Linked DNA regions of Homo sapiens: regions 1, 3 and 4 are each linked to region 2. A link is a contact called in ENCODE Hi-C data. All regions are on one chromosome and are shown on one strand. Each heading gives the region's core, a stretch centred on a gene start or an enhancer-like site at or near the end of the contact. The rest is flanking DNA. Distances are from core to core; before and after follow the strand shown.

Region 1 (6,383 bases), core at 3,629-6,128, 570 kb after region 2:
TGATGACGCAGAAGACGGGGATTGTGAGCGGCTTCGGGCGCACCCACGAGAAGGGCCGGCAGTCCACCAGGCTCAAGATGCTGGAGGTGCCCTACGTGGACCGCAACAGCTGCAAGCTGTCCAGCAGCTTCATCATCACCCAGAACATGTTCTGTGCCGGCTACGACACCAAGCAGGAGGATGCCTGCCAGGGGGACAGCGGGGGCCCGCACGTCACCCGCTTCAAGGACACCTACTTCGTGACAGGCATCGTCAGCTGGGGAGAGGGCTGTGCCCGTAAGGGGAAGTACGGGATCTACACCAAGGTCACCGCCTTCCTCAAGTGGATCGACAGGTCCATGAAAACCAGGGGCTTGCCCAAGGCCAAGAGCCATGCCCCGGAGGTCATAACGTCCTCTCCATTAAAGTGAGATCCCACTCAAGGCCTGGTTTGTCTCTCGATTGCCGCCTTGCCCTGGCTTCTCCCGCCCTGTTGAGGTGGGAAGGTGAAGTGTCTGTCTGGAACACCAGCTTCCGCCCTTCCCAGCTAGGCTGGGGATTCCTCCAGGGAATATTCTAGTCTGTGGGGGCAGGATGGAGGCTCCAGGGATGATACTGTGCCATGACTGCCATGGGCATTCCTTTCCCCAGATACCTTCCTGCATCTGGGTCACGCCCAGAGGCAGATGGGAGCCTGTGCAGGCCCCGTGGCGTCGGGAGGGGCCCACACGTTGGCGCAGCCTCCCCAAGACCCCCCACTTGGCCTGGTCTCTCTTGTTCCTCTTGGGAATTGGACACCTCCCCGGTGACTGCCTATGACCCGCAGACTCCCTGGGAGGGAAACGTCCAGAAAGCTTCTCATTGGGGCGGACATTTTACATTAACTTAAACAACCAGGTGCTCTTCAACTGCACGGTGCCAGGCCCCACCCCAGCTCAGGCTTGTGTGGTGGGGGCCACAGGCATCCCCCGGGCAGGTGACCTGCTCACCAGGCAGCGACCTGACCTGGCACAGTTGGCCCCCACCGTGGCCACCCTTAGAACCCCCTGTGGGCTTTAGCATGCCTGCATCCAGGCCACAGCCTGGCCACTGAAATCAGTCTCTGGAGTGAAGCTGGCCAGGAGCTTCTGGAAGCTTCTGGAGCTCCTCAGGTGCTGAGTGGTGGTGGCGTGGCAGGCGGGGCTTCGGGGGGCTCCTCCTCTCCTAGGGTCCAGATGTTTAGTCCTTGCCCTGCTGCAATCCGGCACTGTCCCTAGGCCTCAAGTTAACTGGCCATGAAAATCAAATGAACTTTCGGTAAACAGAAAAGATTCCGGACAAGGCCTGCCGTGTGTCTCCCAAACGTCTCCTGCAGTTTGCGTCTTGTGTAATGTCCCTAAGCAAAGTTCAACAGTTCTAGTACAAAAACTCCCCAAAAAAGTCATGAGCTGGGCAAAACCGTTCGTAAACAGATGTTGCGAAGTCAGGGAAAATCAAAGTGGACAGGTGTTCGACCTCCCAGAAACGGTCTGAGGAGGGGCCGGTCTCCCAGGGTGGGCGGGAGGGCATTCCTGGCCTGCCCGCTCTGAGGCCTTCTCCGTGGAGCTGGCTGTCGGGCTCCTCGCCGGCCCTTCCTGGAGAAAAGGCTTCTGCCTCGGAGCTAGCCTGCTGTTGGGCTGCGTTTCCTAGGCAGCCACGTGGTCCCCAGGGCCCCAGAGGTAAACCCTGGACTTGGATTCCCGTTTCTGGAAATCAAAGGTTGAGTGGGGTCCAGAGAGAACTCTGGGAAAATAATTACAATTGAAACCCCCCATCGCCATCACTGTCTGCACCCTGGTTCCTGCCGCACTGGGTGTCTGGTGCCCGTGCCCGTCTCAGGATAGAAAGGAAACTGGAGGCTGCAGAGAGAAGGACCTGATGGGTCGTAGCTCAGCATCTGCCGAAGCCCCATCTAGAAATAGGTTCTCGTCCTGGGAGGTGTGGGAGGGAGCCTCGGGAGGGAGACAGCAGGAGGAGAGGCCCCAGTCCTGGACACGCGCTGGGGGTTGAAGTCTCGGCTCTGCAGGCTCCTGTGCTGCGTGGCAGGGATTTTCTCTCTGCCTAAATATCGTCTTCATAAGTAAAGGCAAGTGGGCTAAACCTATGTCATCTCCGTGTTAACTCAGAATAGTCTAGGCCTGGGCCAGGGGACACTTTGTGATCTGAGACCCCCAGAATTCCCTGAGGGAGGCCCAGCTCTGTTTCGGGAAATAACTGAAGCGGCTGTTTGTGCGAGGTGAGACCCTGAGGACCGAGAGCAGCAGGAGGTCATGGTGGGGAGCAAAAACGGGAAAAGTGATTCCGCCTGAGACTGAGGGAGAGAGAACCCAGGTGAGACCCTGAGGACTGTGAGCAGCAGGAGGTCACGGTGGGGAGTAAAGATGGGAAAAGTGATTCCGCCTGAGAGTGAGGGAGAGAGAACAGAGGTGAGACCCTGAGGACCGAGAGCAGCAGGAGGTCACGGTGGGGAGTAAAGATGGGAAAAGTGATTCCGCCTGAGAGTGAGGGAGAGAGAACAGAGGTGAGACCCTGAGGACCGAGAGCAGCAGGAGGTCACGGTGGGGAGTAAAGATGGGAAAAGTGATTCCGCCTGAGAGTGAGGGAGAGAGAACAGAGGTGAGACCCTGAGGACCGAGAGCAGCAGGAGGTCACGGTGGGGAGCGAAGGTGGGAGAAGTGATTCCGCCTGAGAGTGAGGGAGAGAGAACCTGCAGCAGCCCCATCGCCTCCCCCAGTGACACCTCCCCTCCCCCTGAGCAGGAAGGGGAGCTTTGGGGCGTCCACCTCTGGAGGACGAAGGTGAGAGCGGGTGTCGGGGGCCTGGTGGGGCAGGGAGGCCCTTGTGGGTGCTGGGAGACCAGCCTGTGTGGGTCCAGAGCTGCGCTTGGATGGGGAGATGGGCCTGCCGTCTGGGAACACGCAGCCCAGGCTGTGAGGAAGAGGAAGCAGGAATGAGAGCTTCAGCCAGGACAGCTGGTGGACGGCAGACCTCGGCCCCACCATCACTGTCATGGAGCCATCTCAGCAGGGCTGGGGGTTAAGCTCCCGTTTAGAAGGACCCCACTCCACAGCCACGGGGTAGCCACTGATGTGGGCAAGCGCCCGCCATGAAGACCCCACCTTGGTGGAAGGGCACTGAGAAACTGGACACCCTCGAGACTCAGAGGATCACCTCAGAACTGGCCTGTTAACTATGCCAGGAAAGCATGCCTTTAGCGTGGCAAAACCTGGGGACCCAGCCTCCTCCTGAGCCGAAGGCAGGGGGCTGCCAAAACACTGTCTAAGCAGAGCCCGATCCTGAGTCAGGCAAGTCCAGATGGAGGAAACCATAGACTCTTAAAAAACGTCAGCGTCAGCAAAGACCAGAAACAGCCAGTGACTCTGCAGTCAGTGAGACCAGAGGAGTCTGCAGGCTGCCAGGAGAGCGAGGGAGACTGCTGGGGGTTCCCGTCAGACAGCGCTCAGCGGGGGCGAGGGGAGAGGGAGAGAGGCAGAGCCAGAGAGACAAAAAGAAAGAGAGACAGAGACAGAGAGAAAGAGAGAGACAGAGACAGAGAGAAAGAGAGAGACAGAGACAGAGAGAAAGAGAGAGACAGAGACAGAGAGAAAGAGAGAGACAGAGACAAAGAGAAAGAGAGAGACAGAGAAAGAGAAACAGAGGGGAGGGAGTAAGTCCAGGTAAAAAACAAACAAAAAAATTGAGAATAGAACAAGAGAGAAACAGAGACATGGAGACACAGAGAAAGACACAGTGAGACACAGGAGACAGAGACAGAGAGAGATGCTGAGAGACAGACAGGGAGAGGGAGAGAGAGAGGAGACACCAAGACACAAAGAGGGCGGAGAGACAGACACAGAAAGAGGGAGACAGCGGGGCTGGATGGACGTGTGGCCGGGCCAGTGGGGAGGAGAGACGAGTCCGCAGACAGCGTTCAGAGGCCGCGCTGCCTGGGTGCTGAGCCGTCCCGGGGTTCACGGTCGCAGTTTGTCCTTACAAAACGCCCAGCCGCCCCGACCTGTGGTGCTTAGGGAGGACCTACCTGGCTGTGCCGGTCTGAGAAGGGGCCAGTGAGGCCCGGTGCGGGTACGGGCGGGTGCAGATGCAGCCAGGAGGACGGGCGGGAGCGGGGGCCTGTCCCACACGGGGGCCTCGGCAGCACCGGCATGGCTGGAGGCCAGTACGGCCAGGTGTGGCGGGAGGGAGCGCCGTCTGGCTTGGGTCGTCCATCCTGACAGGACGCTGCAAGGGCAGGAGCCCCGCGCCCCGTGTCCTGCGCCCCCGCTCGAGGACAAGCCCCAGCCGCCGGTCTCCGCTGGGTTCCGACAGGCCTTGCTGGGAGGCCTTGCTGGGAGCTGGGGGTCGAGGCTCACAGACTGCGCTGACCCCAGCAGGCACAGCTGGGTCCAGGGACTCGGGAACTCGCAGCCTGACGCGGGCCGGACCCCCGGGGTGGGTGCTGAGGGCCTCGGATGCCCTCCCTGGCTGGACGTTGTGGCTGTGCTGATACTGAGCGGTAACCCTAGGAAGGAGAGTCCCCTGGGCTCAGCTACCCGGGACAAGGTCAACAGGGACACCGGCCCCAGTTCCAGGAGAAAAACAAGCACGGCCAGCGGCGAGTGTGGGCGACAGCAGCTCAGGGAGAAGCAGATTATCAACAGCGAATTCACTCAGGGTCAGCCAACTGTACGCTTAAAAAAAGATTCCTGCGGTAAACTGTATGTCTATTTTACCACAATAAAAAACTTATTGTTTTTAATTACCAATGACTTCTAAAAAATGTTTTTAAAACCCAGATCACAAATCCTGAACATAGGGCCTGAAAGGCGAATTCAGCCACCACGGAGGACTCCCGCACCGTGGAGCCGGGACGCAGGGACTCCATGCTGCGCGGAGGGCAGGGGCACGTGACGCAGGGCGTGGGGGAGGCGGGGCGTGGAGGAGGCGGGGCGCGGGGGGCGGGGCGTGGGGGAGGCGGGGCGTGGGGGCGGGGCGTGGGGGGCGGGGCGTGGGGGAGGGCAGGGGCACGTGACGCAGGGCGTGGGGGAGGCGGGGCGCGGGGGAGGCGGGGCGCGGGGGAGGAGGGGCGTGGGGGGGCGGGCCGTGGGGGAGGAGGGGCGTGGGGGGGCGGGCCGTGGGGGAGGAGGGGCGTGGGGGGCGGGGCGTCGGGGAGGGCAGGGGCACGTGACGCAGGGCGCGGGGGAGGCGGGGCGCGGGGGAGGCGGGGCGCGGGGGAGGCGGGGCGCGGGGGAGGCGGGGCGCGGGGGAGGCGGGGCGCGGGGGAGGCGGGGCGCGGGGGAGGAGGAGGAAGGGTTCTGAGTGGACGCGGGGACTCCATGCCACGCGGAGGGCAGCCGCTCATGAGGCGGGGTGTGGGGGAGGAGGAGGAAGGGTTCTGGAGTGGCTTTTCTACTCCAGAAGTCTCCCCGATCCTGAAAGAAAATCTAGACAGGTGGAAAAAAGAGAAACATGTCCAGATAGTGTCTTCCACATTAATGGTCTCCCAAGCTCTGAGGAAGCCCAATGAGTTGAACAGTTTCTCATAAGCTTGCGGGTCCCTGTCAGTGCTTCTGAGATGCTAAAAACGCCAGGCTGTGGGCTGCGTCACCATGTGTCTCCTCTTTAATTTCTTCAGGAGCTCCAGGTGATAAGCTGCCACCTCCATCCACAATGTGGACATCAGAGGATGCAGCATGCTGTGGTTTGAATGTGTCCCTATAGTGCACGTGTTGGAAACTTAATCCCAAGGCAACAGTGTTGAGAGGTGGGACCTTTAAGACGCATTCATTGTCAGAGCCCACGTGAATGAATTGATACCACTATTGTAGGAGTGGGTTCGTTATTTTGGAATAAAAGGATGAGTTTGGCCCCCTTCCTCTCTCCCCTTTCTCTCTCTCTCTCTCTCTCTCTCTCTCTCTCTCACGCGCATCCACCTTCCACCATGGGATGACGCAGCAAGAAGGCCCTCGCCAGATGGGGGCCCCTGGACCTTTGATGTCCCAGCCTCCAGAACTGTAAGAAATAAATTTCTGTTCTTTATAAATTACCCAGTCTCAGATATCCTGTTACAGCACCACAAAGTGGACTAGACCACACTCTACTCTGTGAATCTAAGACGCACCATTATTGATGAACCTGAAAGAAAGAGCATATACCCAAATTAGCTGTGGGTCAGCTCAGCCTGGAGGCAAGAGGGGGAAGCTCAGATAATCTAAACCACAGGCCAGCCAGGAACCAGCTTTGCAATACATTTACACTATTCACATGGGCTCCCAAAACTCACACAAAAAAATGTATTTAAAGGGATTGCAAAGTGGCAGTGCCCCCAGGGGGCAACATAAAGCACAACCCCTTTCAGGAAGAACTCGGCCTTGTCCAGGCTGACATTA
Region 2 (5,786 bases), core at 2,037-4,536:
CAGGAGGGGCAGGGATATGGAGACAGGATTTGACTATGACTGGCTGGCAGTATGTGTTTCAAGCAAATTCACAGATGTTATAAGTTGGAAAAGGTGGTAAATCATGGTCATGCTAACTTTGTAAAACTGTCAAGCACCATTATATGTAGGTGCTTTGCTTCTGAAGGTCCCTTGAAGTCAACTGTATAATTTTTTAAAAGATACCTTATAAAAATGTGATTCATATGAAATTCTCATTAAAAGTAACAAGTACCTATTATGCCTTGATTTCATAGTACTAAAAAAAATGTATTACAAAAGCATAAGGCCAATTGTAATATGTCATCAAAGAATAAGGTAATTAATCAAATATTCTATGGAGTTACCAGATAAAATGCTCACTAATCAAATTTTTAACACCAAATATTGTAAAGGTAGTAATTAATATTGCTCCTTTGCTCACTAAGGTATAACAAATGAAAGAACAAGGTAAGCTACTATTTATAAATTCTTCAGTAAATAGCAGCATAATTTAAAATTATATCATAAATGCTTGACAATCCTAGCTATCTAGAACATAGCAAAAAGAGCATCACCTTTAATGGACTTCATGACATAATTTATTCAGAGAGGGCCGGGCGCAGTGGCTCGTGCCTGTAATCCCAGCACTTTGGGAGGCCAAGCGGCAGGGGGGTGGGGTGCAGATCACTTGAGGTCAGGAGTTGGAGACCAGCCTGGCCACATGGTGAAACCCCATCTCTACTAAAAACACAAAAATTAGCCAGGAGTGCTGGCATACACCTGTAATCCCAACTACTTGGGGGGCTGATGCAGGAGAATCACTTGAAGGAGGCAGAGGTTGCAGTGAGCCCAGATCATGCCACTGCACTCCAGCCTAGGTGACAGAGCAAGACTCCATCTCAAATAAATAAATAAATAAATTATTTATTCAGAGAGGACCCTGTCAGGATCTGAGAGCCCACTTTTAGACACAGTTCTAAATGGGAAGATAGTAGGATACAGAATTTTGCTGAAAAGAAGCTTTTCAGTCTCTTAGAAGGGACAAAACTTTTATATCAAAGAATCTTCAATGTAAAAAAAAAAAAGTTTTTGGCTGGGCGCGGTGGCTCACACCTCTAATCCCAGCACTTCGGGAGGCCGAGGCGGGTGCATCACGAGGTCAGGAGATCGAAACCATCCTGGCTAACACAGTGAAACCCCGTCTCTACTAAAAATACAAAAAATGAGCCAGGCGTGGTGGCGGGCGCCTGTAGTCCCAGCTACTCGGGAGGCTGAGGCAGGAGAATGGCATGAACCCGGAAGGTAGAGCTTGGCAGTGAGCCGAGATCACACCACTGCACTCCAGCCTGGGCGACCAGAGTGAGACTCTGTCTCAAAAAAAAAAAAAAGTTCTTAGGTTGAGAAATATCATTCTAGCTCATGATGAATGAATTTCAAAATCCAATTATAACAATGGGAATGTATGAATGTGTGGTTTATCCCTAGAAAAAAAAACTCTGGAACCACTGGTATAAGGAAAACACTGACATTAAGGTGGGTAAGTCCTAACAATCTTAGTTTTATCTGATTCCCCCTATGACGAGGAACATGAAACATGTGAAAGGAAACTCAGTCTGCTAATGACAAAAACAAACGATGGCAGGCCATGCTCATACCTCAAGACCTTTCCACTGGTTCTCTCTACTCAGAACCTTCCCCAGATGTTCAAATGGCCCTCCCTTACTCCATTCAGGTCTCTTTAAATATCTCAGAGGCTTTCCCTCACCTGCCTCTTCCCTCTCTATTCCTTTACCCTACTTTTTCGCCACAGTACTTATTGCTAATTAACATGGCTGGTTTATCATCTGTCTCTTCCAGTAGAGTGTCTGTCAGATCTGTGGGAGGAATGACTTGTGCATCTGCATCACCAGCACTTAGCACAGTTCCCGGGGGGAACTTTGAGGACGGGGTTGTCCTCAAAGATTTCTTAGATAAATAAAGTGATAGAATCAAACTTTACAAGATGCAGCAAGAACTGTGTGAAGTCACTCATTTAATAGCGACACAAAATTATTCATGATTGCCCCAAGATTATCATAGAACATCCAATGAATTATGTACAGTAATTGTCATGAAGCATGAAAGGTCAAAATGCATTCTCAGTACTTTAAATGTAACTTTGAAGTCTTCCTTCAAAAATTGAGTAACTTCTTTTCCACATTTTGGTGCTTAAGATGTAACTCAGTTGCTTCCATTACTCAGAAAATTCCCTCATGGTGCATCCTCACTCTCTGCCCCACCAACCTGGCCAAAACAAGGAGCAAGAAATGGCATCCTGTACCATTTCTTTCAAAGTACCTCGACTACAAAATGGTTTTACCTACCGTATAGGATTAGTTTTGCTTATTAGTAACAATATTCGCCATGTGAACTTTCCCAGAATAGTTTTATATCAAATCCAACCTTCAACCCTTTAAACAGTAGGAAAACACGGCAGTTACAGTCGTTAACACCCTCTTCCCATAATACTCAAGCCTGTTAAACTTTCCTAACGAAAAGGGACGATGATGTGACACTCCAGCACCCCGCATCCACCTCCGCGGCGCAGCCGCTCTCTCCACCCCACAGGATGAACCCAAAGGCGCGCAGAGGCGCCCTCCCACGGCGCGTGACACCAGAGAAGGGGGATAAATTGGCGAGCTGGCATTCCTCCCGTCCTCACTGACGGACCCGCGAGCGGAGTGAGCGGTGACTCAGCCCGCTCCGGCTCGGCTCCGCCCTCCCGCCTCCCGCCCCGGCGTTCTCGCCCCGGCCTTGGCCTCTCCACTCCCTCCGCCCCGGTCCTGGCCCCCAGCCCTCCGCTGTCCTCCCCGGCTCCCTGACCCTCGAACCCCAGCCCTCCGCTCCCTCGTCCGGGCCCCACGTCCTCGGCCCGTCCCCCAGCCCTCTGCCCGGCCCTGCATCCTCGTTCCTCCAGCCCCGGAACGTATTAGGGCTGCACGCGCAGGGAGCAGCCCCCGGGACGGGTCTGCGGGCTTCGCGTCGCCCGGCCACTCTACCTTCGCTCCTGCCCAGGATCCTGCAGCACAGGTTCTGCAGCAGAACGTTCGGCGACTTCTGGTCCGGGGTCGCCATCCTCGCCCGGAGCCGTGCACGGTGGTCCGGGCAGAGCCGCCACTGCCGCCGCACGCGCAGGGACCGCGGCCCGCGCCCTTCCTGCGCCCCGCAAGCTCCCTGCTCCTGACAGGCTAAGGCGCGGGCGCCGCCGGCCACCAGGGCGCCATTTTAACGGAACCCGCCGAAAGCGCGGGCGCTTCCCACAATGCCCCGCTTCTTCCCTGCGCCGCGGCCGCGCGTGCGGCTGCCTAAGCGTTCCCGGCCCTGTCTGGTGCATTCCCCCTGCTGCTGCCCGGTCGGCCGAGAAAGTTCCGGGCGACAGGTGGCCCGAGGCCCTCGAGCTGCGCGGACAGAGCGGCCCCGGAGTCGCGAGCGTGACGGGCTTGCTTGGAGGGCACTTGGTGGCCGGTAGCACCATAAAGGCCATAATTTGGTGTGTGGGTGTGGGGGTGTGTGTGTTAACGGCATTGGTTTGATTCACACTTCTGATGAAAGAAGCCTGTTTAAAAAAGAAAAGAAAAAAGAAGCCTGTTTAAAGGGTGCAGGGTGTTACGATTGTTAACGTGCAGTGGGCAGTTCACCTGCTACGCTATCCAACAGGCGCCCTGCTCAGGCCCGACCTCGCACTGCCGCGCGGGCCGGTCCCCCCCGGCCCGGGTAACTGGGACGTCCTGGGAAAATAAATTAATCACGTACGGAGTGAGAGAACAGGAAACCTGCCGAGAAAAAGATCGATAAGCAGACAATTACACCAAGCCAACTTCAGTGCAATCGTTAAAGCTTACACATGGGTGCACGCTTGGGAGCCGTGAGCTACCATGTTAAAAGGCCAACTTCCTAAGGAAAAATGATGGAAAGAGATCCCGAGATCCTATGAAATGGAAGAGGGAGGACAACCCAGCTATCCCAACATCCCAGCTGAGGCCAGCCACACACGTGACTGTCTGCAAAGCCCGTCGGGCCTGGGTCCAGCTCAGGTTGCAGAATTGTTGGCAAGTAAAACGTTTGTTGTCGTTCTGACTCAAAAACATGGAGACAAAGCAGACTTGTAGGGTATTACAGTCAACAACTAGACCCTACAGCTAAAGGACTGTCTCCTTGCATGATGCAACAACCATCACAGCTCTGCAAGAGCAACCAAACCACCAAGGATGCGATCACCCCTCACTGCCTTCGATACGCATTCTGTGGAAACGCTTCTAAACTTGCATCACACTCAACACGATCAGTTAGTAACTGGCTTCTCATGAAGTTATTCTCTCAGCCGCATACTACAATGTCCAGATGTCATCTAAATCCTGCCACCCTCTCCCCCACCTTCAGCTGAAACGCTGCATGACTGCATCATCTTACCTGACCAGCTCTCTCCTAGGACAGACATGCAAGAACCCCCCTCACTAACGCTGATGTTATTTGGTTTACAGATGGCTCTTACTTAAAGATGCAGCTGGAAGGTATTACACTGGTTATGCCATAGCGTCTTTGCCCAAAGAAATAGAAAGTGCTTGTCTTCCAGGAGCAATCATCTCAACAAGCAAAGTTAATAGCATTAATTAGAGCCTGTCAGTTGGCAAAAGGAATAACTGCTAATCTTTATACCAATAGCAGGTATGCTTATAGAGTAGCTCATAACTTTGGAATGCTATGGAGACAAAGGATTTTTAACCTTTTCTAGTCAGCCCACAAAAAAATGGGTGCCTTGTTTCAGAATTATGGCAAGCCATACTATTGCCAAAATCATTAGCCATTATCAAGATTCCAGGCCATTCAAAGACACTCAAAAAAGCAAGATAAGCCAGTTAGCAGGTAGTATAGCAAACAGGGTGGCCATAAACATATCTGAACAAAAAGATCAAACCATTTTGGCCTTTAAGGAAGTTAGATTTTTATGTAAAATTAGCTCAATCTAAATCTCCAAAAACAGGACGAGAAAATTGGGAAACAAAAGTGGCACATGCGCTTCTGAGACTGATGTACGGTTTGACCAAATGTTCTACTCATACTTCCAACTAAGTTACAACCATCTTTCTTTTTTTTTTTTTCTTTTTCAGATGGAGTCTCGCTCTGTTGCCCAGGCTGGAGTGCAATGGCGTGAACTCCACCTCCTGGGTTCACGCAATTCTCCTGCCTCAGCCTCTTGACTAGCTGGGACTACAGGCACCCGCCACCATGCCGGGCTAATTTTTTGTATTTTTAGTAGAGACGGGGTTACACTCTGTTAGCCAGAATGGTCTCGATCTCCTGACCTCGTGATGTGCCCGCCTCGGCCTCCCAAAGTGCTGGGATTACAGGCGTGAGCCACCGCGCCCGGTCCAGCCATCTTTCTTAACGTGCATACACGATGTGACTCACTGGAGCCCTGATAAGATTATTGATTTCTTGAGGAGAACAATGTTGTCGGAAACCTTCTCCAACTGTTGCTCACGGGTATACAGTCAGGGCTGTCTTCCCAGAATATAATGCAAGGAAACCTTGACCCAGTTCTCCATGTCATTTTCCTTTACCAGAAGGCCCTTTCGAGGTATGGCAACTAGATTTTTTCAGCTACCACCATCACAAAGATACAGGCACATCCTAGTGATGGTTTGTGTATTTTCTCATGGGTAGAAGCATTTCCATGCAGAAGAGCAGCAGCCTTGGCGGTAAGTAAAATTATCTTAGAGAAAATTATTCCGATTTGGGGAGTTCCT
Region 3 (5,842 bases), core at 3,343-5,842, 620 kb after region 2:
GAGGTTCAAGCTAAGAGTTCCCCACAGCCACCCCTGCTTATGGTTCCAGGCACTCCAGGCCCCGCACTGTGCGATCTCTCGCACCACCCAGGGCCTTGCACTGGGCCCAGCCCCAGGAGCCTGAGAAGAGGAGTGTTCTGGTTAACATCAGTACTCTGGTGACAGGTCACACTTGAGCATGATGTTCTGATGTTGCCAAGGCCTCCAGAGCTCTCTGCAGAAGGAACCTATGAGTGACTGAAAGCTGAGAGTCCCAGACTTGGAGCAAGCACTGTGGAATGGAAGCATACTTCAATGACTAAACACACTGGGGACACAGTGGTCACGAAGGGATCAAACCCTGGAGTACAGACACCGGGGCCCTCCAAGGAGAGGCGGAGACCCCTGCTGGGGGCACTCACTGGTAGCCCTCCTTTGCCTGTGACCTCCCAGGGTGGTCCCTGCACATATGCAGGGTGATGTCGCCACATCCTGGGCTCTGCTTGGCCACACCTACCTGGGCTGCACCCAGTGTCCCACGGGTGACCTGACCAGAGGAGGGCTCAGTGCCACAGGGCCTTGAGCCCAAGGAGGGCCCCAGCTTGCTTGGCAGGCATGAATGTGTCCCAGGGGTGGTCCTATCAATGCCCCTGCCTCAATGACTAAACTGTGAGAAGACTGGGGATGTGAAGAGGAAAAGCAGGGATGGCAACGGACGGTACTTGCAAGCCCTAAAGGTGCGACTGGCGCCGCAGTGGACACAGGACCCCTAGCAGCCCAGCCACCTGGCCAACTCTTAACAGCTCATGCTGCAGAGCCTTCAGCCCTCAATGGGACCACACAACCAGACTCCAAGTGAGCACCTTCTGAGCGGCACCCCCAGGCCTGGCTCACCAGGGGATGCTCCCTGGCTCTGGCCCCAGGAAGACTTCCTTGTGGTTGCTGCATGCCCCTCACGCCCTCCAGTCTGGTCCACAGGAGGCACCATCTACTCTTGGAACTCATAACTCTTTTAAAAATTCAAAATCATTACAGGTCATGAACCTCTGAAGTCACTTCTGAATAGTCAAACTTTCCAATTCCATAAACTCTTGAAAGACAATATGAAGAACTACTGAAGATTAAGGAGTAAAGTATCTAACTCAAAGCTGATTCCCTAAATAAAGATGTTCACTACACCTGTAAAAAAGAGAGGTGTTCTTGGCAAAAGGAACATAATGAAGAAAATCTTTGGGACAAGAAAGATCATGGGGTGCCACAAGAAGATACCACTCCGCACCCAGCAGGATGGCCATAATAAAAAGAATGGAAAAAAACAAGCATTGACAAGAAAGTGAAGAAATTGCAACCCTCATACATTGCTGGTGAAAATGTAAAATGATGCAGCTAGCTGCTTTGGCATTTCTTTAACAAGTTAAACACAGAATTACCATATGACTCAGCAATTCCACTCTTAGGTATATGCCAAAAAGAATACAAAACCTGCGCAAGAATGTTCACAGCAGCAGCACAACAGCCAAAAAGAGGAAACAACTGAAGTGGTCCATCAACTGATGAATGGATAAACAAAATACTCCATACAATGGAATATCATTAGCCATAAAAAAGAACGACACACTGACACATGTTCCAACACAGATGAACCCTGAAAACATGATGCAAGGGAAAGACACACAAAAGCCACATACTGAAATCACCAGAGTCAGCAAATCCATACAGACAGAGAGCACATTAGCGGTTGACAAGCGCTCGGGAGGGAGGACCAGGGAGTGACTGCTTAATGCTTATGACATTTCCATTTGGGGTGACAAAAAATTCTGGATAATGGTGATGGTTGTGCAATATTGTGAATGTACTTAATTGTGTACTTTAAAATGGTTAAATGGTATATTTTAAGTTATGAGTACTTCGGTGGGGCAATGGTGCATTCAGCATAAGTGAAATAAACCTTCAGACTGGTGATGCCAAGTTAACAGGTAAACATGGACCAGATGATGTGCTAAAGCATTTGGAACTTTCCCTGGAGGAAACAGAGAGTCAATGAAGTTTTAGTAACAGAGGCAGATGCTCAACTCTTCTTCAATAAAATACCAGAACTATCATTTACTAAGTAAATGCATTTACTGTGAATTCATGGTCTTTTTAATTCTCACAACTTATGTGAAGCCTGTTTAGAGATGGAGAGTCACAGAAGTTAGATAACTTGTCATGGTCCCAGAATTAGTAAAAATGCCAGGATTTGGGCTGAAGTCTTATTGTCTTTAAAGTCTATGGTCTCTTTGCTGTGTCTCACTTGGAAAGGGCAAAGTAAAGGAAACCATCAACCAGTACCTGCAGCAGGGCGTCCTGGCTGGGGAGCATGTGGCAACAGATAAAGAAGGGATGGATCTGAGAGACTTCGGAGATACATCCAATTAGGTAAAGGACTATTTGCTGAGACTAAAGGAGGAGTCAATGATTTCCCCCAACTTCCTAGCTTTGATGAATGTGCAAATGATGGTTTTATTCCCAAAGAGATACAGTGACATTGGCACTTATGTTCCTATACAACAAATCAAACATGTGTTACCATGTATAACCGGTTGCCATTCTGTATCGAAGAGGCACCTATTTTCTTAAAATATTCAAGAATCTGTTAATACATAAAACTTAGGTAACATGCCAGTTCAACCAGAAATATTTTTATCCATCAGAATTAGGAGGAAGCGGACTTTTTGCTGTCTCACCCCAGTGGCTACACTGCCCTTTGCGGAGATGTAGGCATGCACATCTCCATAGAAGTCCATCCTGGGCCCAGCCCCTGTCTACTCTCTCTACTTGTTCCCTGGGTCACCCCTTCCCTTCTCAGTCTTTCCCATCATGTGACTACGAAGGAGTCTCAGGTTTGTATCTTTAACCCAAATCTGTCTGTTTAAACTTCAGTTTACACACATAGAGTAGAAGCTCGCTTATCAGTCTCACTTTAACTGACTTGAATTGGAAAAATGACTCTCTCCAATCCCTCCCTGAAATACACGAGCTGATGCCCAAGGTATGATGACGACTTTCAGCAAGTAGGCTTCACTCTAATACATCGCAAGCTTTTGCCAGCTAAGTTGTATGTGTTCTCATATCCAGATGTGTTTGTTCTCAAATCTATTTTTGCTACCCGAACCTGTTATGGTAGTTATGTACTTTTAAGCTCATCAATGAAATATGAATGCAAAAGGAAACAGTTGTTTCTCTATAAGCTAAGTTGTATGTTTTTAAAAGGCTCACTTGAGTTTGTTAAAAAAATAATTAGGTATGGGGGAAAAATTGTAAAAGATTAAGAAAATTCTAAAGATAATCGTATCAAATTGGTTCTTAAATGCCTATATCCTTGTTTAACTTTAAATAAACTGATATTGGAAAATGTTAAGTCTGCTAAGATTAGGCCAAAACAGACACAGCCTAAAGAAAAGGCCCTGGGCTTACATCAAAAGATTGGCAAGTATAGAACTTGAGGTAAGTGGTGTAAAAAAAAAATTGGCAAGTGAATGTATACTTTCATGTTTTAAGTTAAAAACATACATCCATTTCTTCGTGATTCCTGTTTTAACCAGTTTTCTCAATTAACCAAGCAACTGCTGGGCCCAATCATGTCAGACTTTTCAGCTATCAAGTACGTATCTTTACCCAGTTGTCAACAGACACCTCAAACTCAACATGCCCAAAACTTTATTTCTCCCTCCAAATCCACTCTATTCATCTTTTTCCCAGATTACAAGCCTGGGAATCATTCTTAACTCCTCCGTGTCCCTCAGCCCACCCATTCTTATTCACCACGTCTTGGTAATGTTTCCTTCAAATATTTTAAAAATCCATTCCCTATATTTCCTATCCCTGTTACCACAGTGCTGGTTCTGAAGACAGGCATAGTTTAGTGGAAAGAATATGCGTTGAATCTTTACAAGTGTCCATCTTTTAACTGTGCTTCTGCTACTTACAAGCTGTTGAACAACATCTGTCAGACGCATGTACCGAGCGATATGAAGTGTGCATTGTGCTCGGAGAGTGAAGGGCGTTAAACGACAGCGAGGACGAGGGGCACGAGCCCGGCCTGCAGCACGGCCACAGCCTCGCGCTTACTCCTCCATCGCCTCCTGGAGTCCCCGAATTCATCCCGCATCCTGCTGGGAAACAGCGTCCATCCGACACAGCACCGCCCACAGCGGGCCCTCGGCGTGGCCCGCAGGCCCTTCGGACCGCCTGGGAGCGCGGCCACACGTGCCAGCAAGTGAGGGCAGCGACCTGGGACCGCCGCGTCTACTTACACCGCGACGACTCCGCGATCCACGGACACCGCCCGGCCCCCACGGCGGCCCTGCAGGGGAGAACTCGGGCCGCCTTCCCGAGTCCCGGCCGCCGCTGTTCGGCTCGCGCGGCTGCCCGCCGGGGACCCGAACGGAAGAAGGGTGGCGAGGCGGGAAAGGAAAAGGCCTGAGGGTCCAAGGCAGGAGGGGACACACGGAACACGCCGAGGGCCAACCACGCCGCCGCGCGCTCCCCGGCTAGGACCCACCTGCTGCAGGTACTGGTTAATGGTAATGTGCGCCATGGGAGCGCCGCCGAACGGAGAGCGCCACCCCCTACGCCTCAAGCGGGCCAGCTGGCGTCACTTCCGGCCCTCGGTCCGTCTGGGTCCTGGCGCCCCCGGCCCCGCCGCGGGTGCGCAGGTTGGTTCCGGAGGGAGAACCTGGGGACCGGCTCGGCGACGCGCTCGGGCTGAGGGGGCCCGGGGTCTTTCTGCCGGGGCCCCGTCCTCTCAGCCGGGACGCCAGCGGCTCTGATTGTGTGTTCGGGCCCGCCCGGGCTGAGGGGTTTGGGGTCCAGTGGCGAGGACAGCCCCACGGCTAAACTGCCTTTCACTGCGCTGACCCTTCGTCTGCCCCTTGTGAAAACCAGGCCGCGGAGGACCCTCCGCGCCTGGCTGGGCCAGGGCCTCGGGGCGCGCGCGCCCGAGGAGGGGGAGGGGGAGGGACATGGCGCGCGCTCCCGAGCTCTCATAAGGTGCCTCCGCCGCGCGCTCCCGAGCCTGCAGGAGTTAGGGCACGTCCCGGCGCGCACCCCTGAGCCCTCGAGGTGGTCTCACGCCCGGGGTGGGGGTGCCGAGCCCTCAGGAGGCGCGCGCCCCGGGGCCCTCAGGAGGGTGTCCCGGCTCCCGATCCCCTCAGGAGGGGTGCCCGCGGCACGCATCCCCGAGCCAGGAGGGGGTGCCCGGAGCCCTGGGGGCAGGGTCTCGGTGCGCCCCCCGGAGCCGGGGGTGAGGGTCCCGATCCCTCAGGACGGGAGTCCCGGCGCGCGCCCTCGAGCCAGGAGGGGGTGTCCGAATCTCTTAGGGGGAGTCCGATCCCTCAGGAGGGATTCCCGGCGCGCGTTCCTAAGCCCTCAGGAGTAGCCGGGCGCGGCGGCGGTTGGGCTCGGGCACGCGGGCGGGGCGGGGCGGGGCGCGCGAGGAGGACGGGGCGGAGGCCGCGCGGACCGGGGCGGGCGGAGCGGAGCTCGGCGGGCGGCGGCGCTCGGGGCGGGGCGCGGCGGTTCCGGCCCAGCCATGGCGGACGAGGCCCCGCGGAAGGGCAGCTTCTCGGCGCTCGTGGGCCGCACCAACGGCCTCACCAAGCCCGCGGCCCTGGCCGCCGCGCCCGCCAAGCCGGGGGGCGCGGGCGGCTCCAAGAAGCTGGTCATCAAGAACTTCCGAGGTGGGTGCGGCGGCCGGGTCGAGGGCCAGGCGCCCCGGGCGGGGACCCCACGAGACCCCGCCCGACTTGGGGGGAAGGCCCCGAGATCCGTGCGGGCCCCGGGAGCGGGGGCGCCGGGGCGCCGGCCGGGTCGGGGGTGGCTA
Region 4 (6,235 bases), core at 441-2,940, 520 kb before region 2:
GGTGTCACGTGTTCGCTGCCCAACAGACTCAAACATCCTATTACTCCTATTACCGTTATCATCATCTTTACTGAATATTCCTACTACAAGACAGGCAGACATGTGACATGCGGTGAAGGTTCTACTTTACCCACCACCAATCTCCACAAGCACTCTCATCTCAGGGTGCCTCGGGGAGGGCAGAGGAGGAATACTTGGGCTCAAAAGTCGTCTTTGGACCACTTTCAGATCAGTCTGGTGGAAACGGTAGTGTGAGCGCTATGCTACTTGAGACTGCGTTTGAAAATCTCTTTCACGTTCCCAAATCAAAGCCACTTTGAGGTTTAAGAATGATAACCACAGGTGAATGCCTTACTCTTTCCACGAGCCAGGCCTTTCCTTTGCATGACGCAGACCGGCGGCTGAGACCCGTCCTGAGGCCCCGCCTTTCATTCGGTTTATGTGGCCCCGCGCAGTTCACGCAGTTTTCTCCGTTCTTAGGCAACCAGCTCGTGGGAAATTCACTCCAGAAAAGCGTGCGCCATATCATTATTTTGCGATTCAACAAACTTTTTCAACTGTTGTTCAGGAACTAGATTCCAGATAGATCTTGTTGTGTTCGGCCTTCCTAGAAATTCCTTTTCCAGAGGAAGAAGATCCGGGTTGGGAAGAGTGCGTGACTATGGCCCCGGGCTCATTGAAAGACTCCTCCCCACAAAAGTTTAGGGCTGATACTAAACGAAGCTATGGAGCCATGCCCACACAAATACTCCCCCTTTACCCGAATTGTGGGGCCTGGACTGTGAAGGCCTTCGCTGCAAGAGCGGGCACTGGCGAACTTCAGTGCACGCCGCGGCCGAGAACGGATGCAGGGCGGGGGATGGCTGAGCCGCCTGATCCTTGCAGAGAACCTGCAGGGGCCCTCGGAGGGTATCCCCTGCGTCCAAGGGAGCGCCCCTCCTTTTCAGCACTCGGGGGAACTGAGGGCGACGTGCCAGCCCCGCACTCAACTTTCCCCTTCCCTGCAGGCACAGAGTTGGCCGGCGGGGGCAGAGGAGGAGCTGGGTCTCCACTGCGCCCGTTTAAACCTGGCCAGGGGCTGCGTTTCCTCCCCCCACCCCACGACGATCCTTTCTTAGTCTTCGCTTTTCAACCCAATCGTTAATCATTCGGAACGCGCGGGCGGGGAGCGGCGAGGAGGGCGAGCTCGGGGTTCGCCGCCGCCGCCGCCGCCGCGCGCGCGCGCTCAGGAAGCGGTGTGGCTGTCACCCCCTCCCGGGCCTCCTCCCCCCTCCTTCCTGCTTTGCTCCCCCTCCTTCCTCCCCTCCTCCCCGCTCCGCCGCCCGCGCCCAGTGTATCTACTCCCTCCCCACGTCACTCGCCAGCGCGCCATGCAAATCACCGCCGCCGCCGGCTCCCATTGGCCGCGGCGCGCTCATTTAATGGCAGCCCGGGCCCGGCGTATGGCTGCTGGGCCCCGCGCGCCGCCGGCCCCGCGTGCGCCTCCGCTCCGAGCGCACGGCCCCGGGCAGGCAGCGGGCAGCCCATCCCGGGCTCGGCGGCCCCGGCTCTCCGGCCCTCTCCGCGAGCCCGCGCTCCTCCCGCTGTCCCCGGGCCCCTCCCTGGCTGCACCGTAATCGCCCCCTGCAGGCCCCCCTGCGCCTCCCCCCCCCCGCCACTGGCGCCTGGCTTCCCCCGGGCACCTGGGACCAGCACATGCCCAGCGCACGCGGCGCGCCGCCCTGCTAGAAGTTGCAGCCTCCGAGTTGGAGGCCGCTGAGGACCGAGCGCAGGAGGAAGGAGACAGCGCGCAGCGGCGGCCGGCGAGGAGACAGCACACCCCGGGCCGGGCCCAGCGCACCGCTCCCGGCCCCAAAAGCGGAGCTGCAACTTGGCCACGACTGCACCTGTTTGCACCGCTCCGCCGAGGGCGCCTGGGCTGCGGTGGCGGCGAAGACGGCGACCCCGACCGTCGGCCTCTTTGGCAAGTGGTTTGTGCATCAGGAGAAACTTTCCACCTGCGAGCCGAACCGGCGCCGAGTGCGTGTGTTTCTGCCTTTTTTTGTTGTCGTTGCCTCCACCCCTCCCCATTCTTCTCTCCGCTAGGACCCCCCCGCCCCCGTCTCACTCCGTCTGAATTCCTCTCCGTCTCCCTCCCACCCCGGCCGTCTATGCTCCAGGCCCTCTCCTCGCGGTGCCGGTGAACCCGCCAGCCGCCCCGATGTACAGCATGATGATGGAGACCGACCTGCACTCGCCCGGCGGCGCCCAGGCCCCCACGAACCTCTCGGGCCCCGCCGGGGCGGGCGGCGGCGGGGGCGGAGGCGGGGGCGGCGGCGGCGGCGGGGGCGCCAAGGCCAACCAGGACCGGGTCAAACGGCCCATGAACGCCTTCATGGTGTGGTCCCGCGGGCAGCGGCGCAAGATGGCCCAGGAGAACCCCAAGATGCACAACTCGGAGATCAGCAAGCGCCTGGGGGCCGAGTGGAAGGTCATGTCCGAGGCCGAGAAGCGGCCGTTCATCGACGAGGCCAAGCGGCTGCGCGCGCTGCACATGAAGGAGCACCCGGATTACAAGTACCGGCCGCGCCGCAAGACCAAGACGCTGCTCAAGAAGGACAAGTACTCGCTGGCCGGCGGGCTCCTGGCGGCCGGCGCGGGTGGCGGCGGCGCGGCTGTGGCCATGGGCGTGGGCGTGGGCGTGGGCGCGGCGGCCGTGGGCCAGCGCCTGGAGAGCCCAGGCGGCGCGGCGGGCGGCGGCTACGCGCACGTCAACGGCTGGGCCAACGGCGCCTACCCCGGCTCGGTGGCGGCGGCGGCGGCGGCCGCGGCCATGATGCAGGAGGCGCAGCTGGCCTACGGGCAGCACCCGGGCGCGGGCGGCGCGCACCCGCACGCGCACCCCGCGCACCCGCACCCGCACCACCCGCACGCGCACCCGCACAACCCGCAGCCCATGCACCGCTACGACATGGGCGCGCTGCAGTACAGCCCCATCTCCAACTCGCAGGGCTACATGAGCGCGTCGCCCTCGGGCTACGGCGGCCTCCCCTACGGCGCCGCGGCCGCCGCCGCCGCCGCTGCGGGCGGCGCGCACCAGAACTCGGCCGTGGCGGCGGCGGCGGCGGCGGCGGCCGCGTCGTCGGGCGCCCTGGGCGCGCTGGGCTCTCTGGTGAAGTCGGAGCCCAGCGGCAGCCCGCCCGCCCCAGCGCACTCGCGGGCGCCGTGCCCCGGGGACCTGCGCGAGATGATCAGCATGTACTTGCCCGCCGGCGAGGGGGGCGACCCGGCGGCGGCAGCAGCGGCCGCGGCGCAGAGCCGGCTGCACTCGCTGCCGCAGCACTACCAGGGCGCGGGCGCGGGCGTGAACGGCACGGTGCCCCTGACGCACATCTAGCGCCTTCGGGACGCCGGGGACTCTGCGGCGGCGACCCACGAGCTCGCGGCCCGCGCCCGGCTCCCGCCCCGCCCCGGCGCGGCGTGGCTTTTGTACAGACGTTCCCACATTCTTGTCAAAAGGAAAATACTGGAGACGAACGCCGGGTGACGCGTGTCCCCCACTCACCTTCCCCGGAGACCCTGGCGACCGCCGGGCGCTGACACCAGACTTGGGTTTTAGACTGAACTTCGGTGTTTTCTTGAGACTTTTTGTACAGTATTTATCACCTACGGAGGAAGCGGAAAGCGTTTTCTTTGCTCGAGGGGACAAAAAAGTCAAAACGAGGCGAGAGGCGAAGCCCACTTTTGTATACCGGCCGGCGCGCTCACTTTCCTCCGCGTTGCTTCCGGACGGCGCCGACCGCCGGAGCCCAAGTGACGCGGAGCTCGTCGCATTTGTTATAAATGTAGTAAGGCAGGTCCAAGCACTTACAAGTTTTTTGTAGTTGTTACCGCTCTTTTGGGTTGGTTTGTTAATTTATACAAAGAGATTACCACCACCACCCCCTCCTTCAGACGGCGGAGTTATATTCTGGGTTTTGTAAAACTTTATGTATCTGAGCATTTCCATTTTTTTTTTTGGGTTTTGTATTATTTCTTGTAAATGCATTGTGAAAAATTTTATTTTCGGCGTTGCAATGCGGGGAGGAGAAGTCAGATTATGTACATAGTTTTCTAAAAAGCCTTTCTTCTAAAAACGAAAAAAGACCCCCCACCCAAAATGTTTCGAGTCAACAAATTTAAGAGACAGAGCCCATTTTCTCCATAAATTTGTAACATGCTATTTTTATGTGCATGTTTTATGAGTTCAAAATGCAATGAGGAAATCTGACAGGGAAATTATCTGTATGAACTAAAAGTAAGGGAACCCCGGGGAATGGGAGGACAGGATTTTTCAAGGAACCTTTTTCAATGAAAGAGAAGGAAGTTAAAACCTATAGGTTATTTTGTAGAGCTGAGTGTTAATACGGGCCGAGAAATAAAAGTATCTTCTGCTCCGGCTGTTTCACTGCGGACGGCTGGGGCTGCTGCGCGTTACCTTGCTGCAAGCGGGGCGCCTTCCACCTGGCTGGGGGTCTGCGCCACAGTTTGGTCCAGAGGAGGGAGGAGGAAGGGAAGACCCCAGTGGTGGGACCCTGGACCAGGCCATGGATGAAGGACAAAGACCAGGGCAGGTCACGGGTTTCCCAATTCCCCAGCAATTAAGATTTCGAGCAGAATTTATCTAAATGTGTTTCAAGGAAACACAATCGCTGAACCAAAACGTACTGCAGCCGAGCCCCCTCCGTCCATCCTCTGCCCCTCCCCCTGGCTTCTTTCTCTTGGGAAAACGGGCAAAATAATTGTGCTGGATTCTCACACACACAGAAATATCGACCATCACCCTCCCCCGCGTGAACTGGGATGCAAGTTGCTAACCGATGTGAACGCAAAATGCCTTGTTCATTATTCCTGACGAGATCTTGAGGTTGTTTGATGCTTTAAATTTTTTAATTATATTATTTTCTAGGTGTTTATTGGTACATTGCAGTTTTTTTTTTGAAATTTAAAAATTTCTGTAAAACTTTGTCTTCAAGTAATCTGACAGCATTAAATATTGCATTTAAAAATTATACTGTAGCAAATACATTTAAAAATTAATCACAACGTTAAGATGAAATTATATTTTTGGAAAAAAAAAACACTTGAAGCCCAGATGGAAATACGTTTATTTCAGCAGCCTTAGGTTTCCCCTCGCTTTCTCAACACCCTTCCTTGTCCTGGAGTATGGACTGTCCGTCCAAAAGTGAGCCTATGCTATAAGTTTAATGAGAACCGAATTCAGCCTGCATTCGAGAATAGCTTTAAGTATAATGCTGATCTGACAATTGACGTGTAATTTGGGAAGTCATTTTGATAATTTTGCTTAAACCACTCATTCGTTAAAGTGATTACAAAAAAGTTCAAGAATGATGTCCACTGCTTTCTAACAAGATAATAAACCCCCCCCCTCTTTTCTTTTTCTTTATTTTTATTTCTTTTAGCTATTTGATCCTTTCTGAAGCAGTTGTTTCTGGAAGAGTCTGTGCGCCCATGGATGGCTGAGCACCACTACGACTTAGTCCGGGATAAGGGCCTCCCCAGTCCTCTCCGGGAGATGATTTGGGAAATTTTATAATGCTTGTTCTGTTAACTCACCGGGACCTTGAGGGTCCAATGGGACCTTGAGGGTTTTCTCTGAAATATACAAACTTAAAGGACTCTCTCTGAGGTTCTTTGACTGACGTCCACTCTCAGTCTGGCCCCTGTGCTCCCCTGTGTGTACCCTGGAGTTTCTGTGTCCAATTGTTGGCATCTAGGTCTTGGCTCAAGATTAGGATGTGGGCCCCACTTTAGAGGCACAGACTATGAAAAGCTGAGTTAGTGCGCCCGGGACGCCAGGCAAGCAGCTTTTACAGTTTGGCATCTTATTGCAGGTGCTTCGTGCACAGTCAGCTGAAATAGCCAATGCCAGGTGCTCCAACCACCTTATTTCCTTGTTTTGTTGATTAGAACAACACAGAAAAAAGCAAATATAAATTTTTAATGACTCCATTTAAAAATATCACAGGGTGGGGGCAAGGAAATTAGCTGAGATTCATCTCAGGATTGAGATTCTATCCCCCCTTCCCCGCCCCCAGCAGTGTCGCTCCAATTCAAATTAGTGGAGAAAAGATTACAGTAGGCCCTGAGCCGACTGTGAATTCGGTGCTTGGCCAAGGTAACACTCATCGTATTCACGGAGTGAAATACTATATGATGATAGTTATTATATTATATGACGACTTCATTCACTTCC

What was found. Hi-C counts contacts between places; a loop is a spot of excess contacts on that map. Pooled maps may share reads with other maps.
Region 1: a map of ascending aorta shows a loop between it and region 2 (3-fold over the local background). The contact joins the promoter of F10-AS2 here to the promoter of TUBGCP3 in region 2. A Hi-C loop is called at or near these places in 1 of 168 maps with a recorded cell type or tissue (ascending aorta) and 9 of 50 pooled maps.
Region 3: a map of CD8-positive, alpha-beta T cell shows a loop between it and region 2 (10-fold over the local background). The contact joins the promoter of PCID2 here to the promoter of TUBGCP3 in region 2. A Hi-C loop is called at or near these places in 3 of 168 maps with a recorded cell type or tissue (CD14-positive monocyte and CD8-positive, alpha-beta T cell), 16 of 37 single-sample maps with no recorded cell type and 15 of 50 pooled maps.
Region 4: a pooled map shows a loop between it and region 2 (10-fold over the local background). The contact joins the promoter of SOX1 here to the promoter of TUBGCP3 in region 2. A Hi-C loop is called at or near these places in 4 of 50 pooled maps.

What each region holds. Positions count from the first base shown.
Region 1 is chr13:113,149,108-113,155,490 of GRCh38, forward strand. It overlaps F10-AS2 (F10 antisense RNA 2), which reads right to left and starts at 4,879. Exons shown (of 3, transcript XM_011537532.4): 1 at 4,807-4,879; 2 at 4,037-4,663; 3 at 1,105-1,703. The coding sequence starts at 4,879. The coding sequence ends at 1,375. It overlaps LOC124903216 (a long non-coding RNA gene), which reads left to right and starts at 5,393. Exons shown (of 4, transcript XR_007063880.1): 1 at 5,393-5,758; 2 at 5,950-6,008. It overlaps F10 (coagulation factor X), which reads left to right. Exons shown (of 8, transcript NM_000504.4): 8 at 1-422. The coding sequence ends at 410. RefSeq lists a silencer at 5,260-5,309.
Region 2 is chr13:112,584,867-112,590,652 of GRCh38, forward strand. TUBGCP3 (tubulin gamma complex component 3) reads right to left here and starts at 3,287. Exons shown (of 22, transcript NM_006322.6): 1 at 3,039-3,287. The coding sequence starts at 3,114. LOC124903251 (a long non-coding RNA gene) reads left to right here and starts at 3,320. Exons shown (of 2, transcript XR_007063945.1): 1 at 3,320-4,550; 2 at 5,148-5,786. RefSeq lists silencers at 2,758-2,877, 2,908-2,967, 2,998-3,217 and an enhancer at 3,283-4,102.
Region 3 is chr13:113,204,077-113,209,918 of GRCh38, forward strand. PCID2 (PCI domain containing 2) reads right to left here and starts at 4,593. Exons shown (of 14, transcript NM_001127202.4): 1 at 4,523-4,593. The coding sequence starts at 4,558. CUL4A (cullin 4A) reads left to right here and starts at 5,537. Exons shown (of 20, transcript NM_001008895.4): 1 at 5,537-5,699. The coding sequence starts at 5,552. RefSeq lists enhancers at 3,648-4,298, 4,299-4,948 and silencers at 4,483-4,772, 5,033-5,302, 5,403-5,732, 5,793-5,842.
Region 4 is chr13:112,065,459-112,071,693 of GRCh38, forward strand. SOX1 (SRY-box transcription factor 1) reads left to right here and starts at 1,691. Exons shown (of 1, transcript NM_005986.3): 1 at 1,691-6,235. The coding sequence starts at 2,201. The coding sequence ends at 3,376. All of the region lies in intron 1 of SOX1-OT (SOX1 overlapping transcript), which reads left to right.